Linked DNA regions of Homo sapiens: region 1 is linked to region 2. Evidence: chromatin contacts called from ENCODE Hi-C or POLR2A ChIA-PET data. All regions are on one chromosome and are shown on one strand. Each heading gives the region's core, a stretch centred on a gene start or an enhancer-like site at or near the end of the contact. The rest is flanking DNA. Distances are from core to core; before and after follow the strand shown.

Region 1 (4,489 bases), core at 640-3,139, 57 kb before region 2:
GAAAAGTTCGTATCTCTAACAGCAGTACAATAAGTTCTGAAAATACTGAATTATGACCCTATGTAGGACATCAATGTAACACCCATTCTCCCCACAAAATGCCACTAATGCGTGAACCCCCATCAGCCGCCTGGGACTTTGAAATACCCACATCCGGAAAGCCCAGAGACTGAAGTCTCAAATGATTATGGCCAGAATAGCATGTAGTTTTAACTTTTTTTTTTTTTTTTTTGAGATGGAGTTTCACTCTTGTCACACAGGCTGGAGTGCAATGGCATGATCTCAGCTCACTGCAACCTCCGCCTCCCAGGTTCAAGTGATTCTCCTGCCTCAGCCTCTGGAGTAGCTAGGATTACTGACGCCCGCCACCACGCCCAGCTAATTTTTGTATTTTTAGTAGAGCCGGGGTTTCACCATGTTGGCCAGGCTGCTCTTAAACTCCTGACCTCAGGTGACCCACCCGTCTGGCTCTCCCAAAGAGCTGGGATTACAGGTGTGTGCCACGGCACCCGGCCTTAGCATGTAGTTTTTAAACTACCCATAATTGTAAATTTTGTACATTGAAAGACCCATAATTGCCACAAATAATCACAATTATGCAAGTATAAATAATCACCCTGCACAACTCTCCTCTTGCCCACAAAGTTATCCCTTTCATGAGAATTTAATATGTGACAATGGCCATTGTCTGCCAGGGAAAGCTCATACCGATTTCAGTTTCAGCAAGGCCACCTCGAGTCTCATAGAAACCAGAAAAAAAAAATGTCATTTTCAGGAAGCAAATTGATCGTTTTCCTCACATTTCCATTTGCGTTAAGATCATGGTGTGGCCTTGCTCTGGACTTTTTCCTATTCCCTGTTGCCTCTGGAGAGGAGGAAAGCTAAGGATGGCTGGTGGGCCCACATCGGGGGTCCCTGGGTGGATTGAAGGGCTCTTGTGGCTCCTGGAAGCCTCGCCCAAGTTTCTGGTAAGAAATCAAAAGGTGAGGTGGTGTCCCCTGTTCCCCTGTGGGATGATCAGCCCACAAAAGTGGGACAAATGAGTCTATAAAATGCTTCAGAGGGGCAGGTGGACTGCTCACTCGTGAGTCCCGGGAAACAGGCCTGGCCCAGTTCTCCAAACCTTTCCCCAGGGAGACCGCATCTCTGTCTTCTCTCTTCTTCTCTCTTCTCTCTTGTTCTCTCTTCTCTCTCTTCTCTCTTCTCTCTCCCCCTCCCTCCTCCTTCCTGGTTCTCTTTTTTCTGTTGATTTCACTCCCTCCTTTCTTTTCCCTTTCTCTTTCCTCCCCTTTCTCTCTCTTTCTCTGCCTGTTTCCCCTTTCCTCACTTTCATTTCTCTTTCTGTCTCTTTCTTTCTCTCCCTCTCTCAGGTCTCTCTTCTCTGTCTCTCTTCATCCTCAGTTTTCCCCTCTCTCCCCTCTTACTTTCTTTCCCTTTTTCCTTTTTCTTTCCATCTTCTTCCTCTCCCTCTCTGGGTTCGTGGCAACACAAGGAAACCCGCACATCCCCAGCCCGCAGCCTCGCCCCCTCGGTCCCACTGCAGTTACCCGGTGATCCATGCAGGTGGGAACAATCCAGTTAACTTTTCCCATCCGAGTGATTCTCTTTCTCTTCTTCATTCATAAATGCCATAACTCTCCCGGTCCTCCTTTCCAAGGCTCGTGCACTTGATTTCAAGGCTTGCCTGCCACCCAGGGTGCCACCAGAGTCCCAGTGCCTGGGTTGGGGGCTGGAGCGCACCCTTTGGGATCCCCCAGCCTGTCCTCCGCCTCACGGCTGCCTCGCTTCTGAGCTGCCACCCTCAGCTGACTCACTCAGATGAGATTTGGGAGGGAGGGGGGCAGGAGGAGGAGTTGCGAGAAGGAGGAAAACCCGCCTGGTCGGGTCCACACTTTGCCTAGATGCGTTTGGGTGTGGTGGGGAGCGGGTGACGGCCTCATTTACAGACAGAGGCCGGGGCTGGCTTCTAGGCGACCGGGTTGGCCACTTTCACTGCGCTTCTGGGTTTGCTGGGATCCAAGTTGACGCGACTTTTCCAGGAGTAGCTGGAAGACCTGAATAGAAACTTCAGGGGTCCCAGGACTGGCGGGGCTTAGAGGAACTCCCCGCCCCGCTTGCCCTTCCAGGGAACGGCCTGGCTAGGGGTGCGCTTTGACGCAAGGAGCGCATCGCTCTGCCTTGGCCGGGACCAGAGCTTGGGGGAGGCCTCCTTGCCCACTGCGAAGACTTTGGGGAAGGCGACGGCCAGGGGACGGACATCTGGGGGAGGGCTGGGGGTCTGAATGGCAGGAGCTGCACCAGGGGGCTGTGCGCGCTGCGCGGGTGTGCGCGCCTCGCCGGGGGCTGTCTCCACCTCTTCTGGCAAGTTGGACCTATGAGTGCGCAGCTCCGCTTACAACTATCAACAGCCGGGAAGGCTGAGCGCGTGTGAGCGCCGAGGGGGGCGCAGGACCCTCGCAACTTCTTCGCAGGACTCCAGCCTGGCCGCCGGCGCCCGCAGCCGTCCGAGAGCCCTGCGCCCGCGCCTCCCCTTGCGCACCGTGGCAGCGCCCGGCGGGCGGTCCTGCCAGCCCCGACGGGATGCCCGCAGCCATGCTCCCCTACGCTTGCGTCCTGGTGCTTTTGGGAGGTAGGTGCCACCCTCCCCCACCCGGCAAACTGGCTGAGCTCGGAAGGGAGGGAGCTCGCCGTCTAATGTCCCCTAAGGGCCCTTGGGGACTACGGCCCTGGGTCGGCCCACGCGGCTGCTATGCTGCGCCCTGCGCGCCTTTCTCCAGTCTCACCTGGCCGGCACCTGCGCGCCTCCAGGAGCTTCCTGGGGCCTGCGGGAGGGAGTCGCGTCACCTCGCAATATGAGAGCCGCTGCACTCTCTGCGCCAGTCGGGGCCTGGCCTGTAGGTACCCAGAGCTGCCCTTTGTGCCGGGCCCAGTGGGACCGGGGCCTCCAAGAAGATGCAGGAGGATCCCAGGCCCACTGAGACCCCCATGGTGCGGGACAAGCCCGGCTATTCAGACCAAGGTTACTGGGGTTGTTTTTGCCCACGGAATCCTGACCTGTGCGGGGTCGGGGCTTCTTCCTGCAGCAGGACTCGGGGAGAAGCTAGGGAGCGCGCAGTGACCCCAGGCTCGAGTTGTGCCCAGCAGGCCTGACAAAGGGGACCAAGGGGCTTCAGGAACCCCTGGTAGAGTAGTCAATGCCTTCTCCAGGACTAAGGGGTTCCCTGGTGGCTCTTCGTGGGGGTGGGGAGTAGGGTAGACAAAACTGTACAAAGGCCAGCTGACTGGAGTGTGCCATCACAGGGGCCCAGTCACCACTGACAAAAATGACAGTAACCACAGTTGAAGTGTGCCCAGCTGGGGGCTCATCCCCAAGCACCCTCACATTATGAATGGCTGAGAATTCTGGCCCTGGAGTTAGACCACCTGGCTGGGAAGCCCAGATCAACATCATATCAACCCGTCTGGCTTTGGGTAAGCATGGCCATCGGCTCTCTCAGCCTTGACTTTCTTTCCTGTCAAATGGGCTCACAAAATCCCCTCCTCCGTCTGGGATGATTGTGAAGATTACGAGAGCACGTGCAGGAGGATCACTCCACTTGCTGCCTGGCACTGAGCTCATGTTCAGGGAATGGCAGCCGAGAACCCCGGGGTGAAGAGGGGCTGCGCGGTCCCACAGAGCACGCTCTGCTCCATGTATAGGCAAGGAGCAAAGTCTAAGTCACCTCGAGGAGCTCTTCAATCACAGTCTTTTCTTCCCAGCCCCCAAATTTCTAAACAAGCTGTTTTGAGAAGAACTGGCAGGGGTCTGAAGGAGGGTCAGGGGAGGGTGCCTCCGCAGTTTGAAGAGTTGCAGATTCACCTGTCGAAAGGGACATTCATCCAGGGGCCGCTTCCCCTGCCAGTCTGGGAGCGAGAGGTGACACAGCTGTCCTTGGCCACAGAGTTAGTTGATCATCAGCATGAAAATAGACCACCTCACCCCTGCTGGTTCTTTCGAAAGGGCAGGAAAATGCAAACTGGAAAGGGTGACAAGGGGGCCAGCTGTGGAAGCGCGCCTCTGCTGGGTGCTGAGATAGGGAGGACAGGATGGGGAAACCGGGTGTCCATCTGCTCTCATCCGCCTCCTCCAGGCCGTTGCACCCAGTGGGAATGGAACAGTCTAGAGTGGTGGGACACATGCCCCAGGAACCTGCAGTCTCAGTCACAGCACATGGCTGTTGTCTTTGGCAGGCCGGAGCTTCCCGTCATGCCAATGAAATCACTGTGAGTGTAGAGCCGTGGCTGGCTCTTGGGGAGTCTTGCTGCCCAGCTCCTCGGTGACCTTTCACCACAGCAAATCAGACAGATTCAACAGCAGAGAAGCCAAGAGTGCCCGGGGGCCTGACGAGAGAGGGGGGCAGCCTGCCCTCAATTCAGACACAGCCACCAGAAAGGGGGAGGGTGCCGTTCAGCCTGCCACTGCAGCTCCCAGCTCTACACCGGGCACTAT
Region 2 (4,146 bases), core at 1,304-3,803:
GGAACAAGACCCCCTCGGGCAAAGCCTGCTCTTCATCGGACAAAGGCCCACCGATGGCTCAAGTCCCGATACCCCAGAGAAACGTCCCACCTCCTACCAAGCACCCCTGGTGCTCTGTCATGGGGAGGCCCCCGACTTCTCCAGGCCACCGCAGCACAGGCCATCGCTGCAGAAGCACCCCAGCACAGGGGGTCTTCACATAGCCCCCTTCCCACTTCTGCCCCTAGTTCTAGGGCTGGCCTTCCTCCACTGGCTATGACATTGGACTTGACATCAGGATGGCGGCTCTGGACACCCATTCAACCCTTCAGACTCCCTCCTGGCAGCTGTAGGGAAGGAACCATTCTCCTCTGCTCTGTCATGGATGGATGCACAGCCCCACTGCTTCCAAACTCTGCCTGTGTCCCATGTGGCTCAGGACATGAGCTTAACCCCTGCAAAGCCTATACCACATCCCACAGCCCGGGTCCCCAGTCAAGCACTTGGATGCGGCAGTGATGTTCATCGCTACGTGAGTTTCTAAAGATCACTCCCAATTTTTCTACTTTCCTCATCCTTGGCAGCTCGCCAACAGGTGCAGTCAGGGGGCCACACGGAACACCCCCATCCCATGTTCCCCCCAGTTCTTCCCATCCTGACCCTTGGGATTCCAAGATGGGAGCAAGAGGAGATCCTGAGGCTCTGCCTAGGGACGAGGCCTACAGTTCTGCCATGTCTGTAGGTTGTTGTTTAAAGATTATTAATTCGAATTTAGCAATACGATCTCTAAGTGGTGCCATGAATTAAAGATGCCACTTCGGGCTTTCAGTGCTTCTCAGCTTTTGGGCAAAGGGCTTGTGTCTTCAGGGGCAGCTCAGCTTTCCTGAGTCCTGACTGCTGGCATTCGTCTGCATTTGCCTGTGCTTCTGCGAGTCGGACCTCAAGCTGCCAACACTGCATGTGGATAAATCCAGTTTTCCCGGGCCAGCATGCAAAATGAAGAGGACTCCATCTAAGCTGAGAAGCATGGCCTCCCCAGAGCAGCCTGCGGCCTCCAAGCCTTCCTGGCCCAGGCAAATGCCAGTGTGCACCAGGCTGGCTGCTGGGGGCAGGTCTTTGGAGGGGAGCAGCATTTCCAGCCTTCTGAACATAGTTAATAGTAATGACAGCCGTAACACTAACGCGCTCTGCAATTCGCCCTGCCCAGCCATCCTCGGTTGCCAAGATTGCCTGTGCCTGCCTGACAAAGGAAGAGAATCTCCGAATGTGTATCTTTGGGCCCACCCTAGGGAGAGGTCGGGGTCACCAGGCTACATGGCGACATCTAGGCAGCTCCGCCTTGCCCAGCCTCCTTGCCATAATCCTAATATATTGGTGTCCTCTGCTCAGAGGGGACTGTCATCATGGTGGGAACAGGCTGTGCCTCCCCAGGGACTCTGCCCATGTTCCCAGGGCCTCATCTGTACACTGTGAAATTAACTGGCATCCTGGTGGGCCCAAGGGTTTTCAGGACTGGGGGCCAATGACTCACCCCCTCCTTCCTCCTCCTGATCCCTATCTCTAGCTCTTATCACAGATTTTGAACAATTGTCTGTGAGGTTAATGATGGTTTCAGAGGGAAGCCCTTTTCCTCCCTGAGACTGTGTGGGGTTCAGTCAGCCTGCTGAAATTGCTTCCACTTATTACCCATCCTTCCTCTTAAAAAAAAAAAAAGCCCACCAAGTTAGTATTCTCTGTAGCTCTCAGACAGCTACAAGTGTTCCTGGCATATTTACCAAAGTACAAGAAATCATTACATTATTTACGGTCTCAGACTACATCAGGGTTGGGGGAGCTCCTGGTGGGGATGGCAGTGGGTGTCGATGATATGTCCACGGCTGAGCAGGTCTTGTATCCGAAGCTTGAAGTAACCATGCCACCATTTATCATCAAATTTGAACCTTTTAATAAAATTAAACAGCCTGAAAAATGTTCTTGCTGGTTATTAAAGTCAACCAAGGGAATTACAGTTCTAAAGAAAGGAAGTGGAGTGTCTTCCAGAGAATGTGTGAAAGAGAATAAAACCAGTGGAGGTAAACCCCAGCTCTCTCAGTTCTGCTTTCATGCCACTGCCTGTCCTGCTGAAAACCCCCCAGGGGCTTCCACTGCACTCAGAATAAAAGCCCGACTTCTGGCTCGCTGTTGCCTGCAAGGCTCAGCCACGCCTCCACATGCCCCGGCCACACTGGCCTTCTCTCTGTTTCTTGATCACAGGAGCTCTTGCTGCCTTGGGGCCTTTGCACAAGCCCTGATTTCCGCCTAGCCTCTCTTCCCCCAGACCTTCAGAAGTTGAGCACTTTCTTTTCAATCAAGTCTCAGACCAGATGTTGTCTCCTGAAGATGTCACCATTCGCATCCCAAAGAGCAGCCCCATTTCCCTGGTCCTTCTGTCAGTCCACTGCATCACAGTTGTATGTTCTTTGTCATGAAAACTGATCACTGGCGGAAATGACCTTATTTGCCTAGAATGTAAGCTCCAACGAAAAAGACTCGGCTCTGACTCGCTTCCTGCGATCTTTCCGGAAGGGTCCAGTGTGCCTGGTGCATGGTAGAAAGAACTTCAATAAATATGTGACTCAGTAAATGTTGGTTATCCCTGTTAAGCCTCACACTGAGACCCGTGAACGGATCACCTCCATCTACCAGATTCAGCGACCCTCGAGAGGCCCAGCTGAGTCAGTGAGAGGTGTGTGAGTCTCTGCGTCTTGCGCGCGAGGACACTAAGGCACAGAGAGAAGGGGCTGGGCTCCAGAGCCTGAGATCCGGGCCTCTGTATCACAGCCCACGGGCTTGGGGTGTCCTCCTCACTCTTGGAGGGAATAGGATTCCTTGATTTTATTTGGGGAAGGCAATTTAGTGTTGCTTCGTGGGATGCCATCCCTAATGAGAAGGAGTGTGTTGAGCAGGACAGCAGCTTCCTGGATCCCCTCAGTTGGACTTAGTTGCTCTCTGCTCGCTGGGGCTTGTTAGTTTGGGGGCAGGTGATGCTGCTCGGAGCTACGAAGGCTGAAGAAAGGGCAACCATCCCTTTTCTCCCAGGCAGAAGGTCAGGGCTTCCAAGACTCTGGGCTGATAAAGGAAGGGGTCATTTCAGAGGCTGAGGGGCTGAGACTGTCTGGTACAGGGCCAGAGGCCCATGGGCACCAAGCCTTCCTTCCAGCCCTTTGCTCCCGCCCCTTAAGTCTCTGCCCTTCACATAAAACGTGAGAGCGCTCTCATCTACAGACGGGGAGGAAAGCCTAGAGTCCTATTTCCAGATAAAATTAATGTTCTCCATTGCATGTTCAGTCACGTTGAAAGGTGGGGGGTGGGTGGGAAGCCCATGCAGTTGATAATTTCATTGTGCAACTCCCAGGAGAGCAAATGAGCTTTTTTTCTTTAATAAAAAGTTGAAATTGTATACAGCTCTCAGAGGTCCATTAACTAACAGATGCTGGTTATCAAAAGAAGCTCTTTGCCTTTCACTAAGCGCATGCTTTTAATCTCCCAGCGGTGCTACCGGGCTGAACAGCAGTGTGTGGCTTGGTGACGCAGGCCCACCAGCACGTGGCCCTGGTCTGTGCATCCTCTCCTGGGGGCACAGGTGACTCAGACACGAGGGACTGGAGCTTTCTGACGCAGAATGTAGCACTGCATCAGGGCCTGGTCAGGGCTGATTCATACCCATTAGCATCGCAGACCGGAGACAAGCAGGGAAGAGCTGTTCCCACTTCAAGAGGGGACTTGAACAGTAGCGTGCAGCCTCCAGTCCGCTCCTGATGGTTCTGAGACTGAAAGCCTGCTCCTTCTCACACACACAACCCCGCTTAAATGGATGTCAGCATGAGCACAAATGACCTGTCGACATTCCCTAAAACCACCCTTCCAAGCTTCCAGACAGACCCTCCTCCTGCCCACCTGACACCTCTACCTTCCATTTCGGCCACAGTGGCCTCCTTGCTCTCCTGCAGTCCCATGGAACCCAGTCCCTCTCAAGGTCTTGGCTCCAGTTCTCCCTCACCTGGAAGGCTCTGCCCACCTCACCCCTGACCACCCCAAAGATAGCGCCCACCACAGCGCAGTGACTTCATCACAGCATTTGTCAGTGGCCGAAATCTGAAAAAAATCCCGTTTGTTGGTTTTCACCTA

The links. A loop is a pair of places that touch in the nucleus more often than their neighbours do. ChIA-PET counts read pairs that join two places held with the same protein, here RNA polymerase II (POLR2A). Pooled maps may share reads with other maps.
Region 1: a loop to region 2 is called in a map of right cardiac atrium, with 5 times the contacts of the local background. The contact joins the promoter of APCDD1L here to the enhancer-like site in region 2. A Hi-C loop is called at or near these places in 5 of 168 maps with a recorded cell type or tissue (CD4-positive, alpha-beta T cell, chondrocyte, posterior vena cava and 2 more) and 2 of 50 pooled maps. POLR2A ChIA-PET finds 5 or more read pairs at or near these places in 3 of 52 experiments (HCT116, HEK293 and PC-9).

The regions. Positions count from the first base shown.
Region 1 is chr20:58,512,799-58,517,287 of GRCh38, reverse strand. APCDD1L (APC down-regulated 1 like) reads left to right here and starts at 1,889. Exons shown (of 4, transcript NM_153360.3): 1 at 1,889-2,629. The coding sequence starts at 2,581. It overlaps APCDD1L-DT (APCDD1L divergent transcript), which reads right to left and starts at 1,909. Exons shown (of 7, transcript NR_034147.1): 1 at 1,548-1,909. RefSeq lists an enhancer at 2,288-3,286.
Region 2 is chr20:58,456,903-58,461,048 of GRCh38, reverse strand. APCDD1L (APC down-regulated 1 like) reads left to right here. Exons shown (of 4, transcript NM_153360.3): 4 at 1-1,948. The coding sequence ends at 259. Among named protein-coding and RNA genes, the nearest start is that of APCDD1L-DT, 56 kb to the left of the region's middle. RefSeq lists a silencer at 40-228 and enhancers at 2,015-2,124, 2,255-2,394. Within about 2 kb of position 2,553, at least 2 of the 41 ENCODE cell types and tissues checked have a DNase peak (open chromatin) inside an H3K27ac peak, as active enhancers do.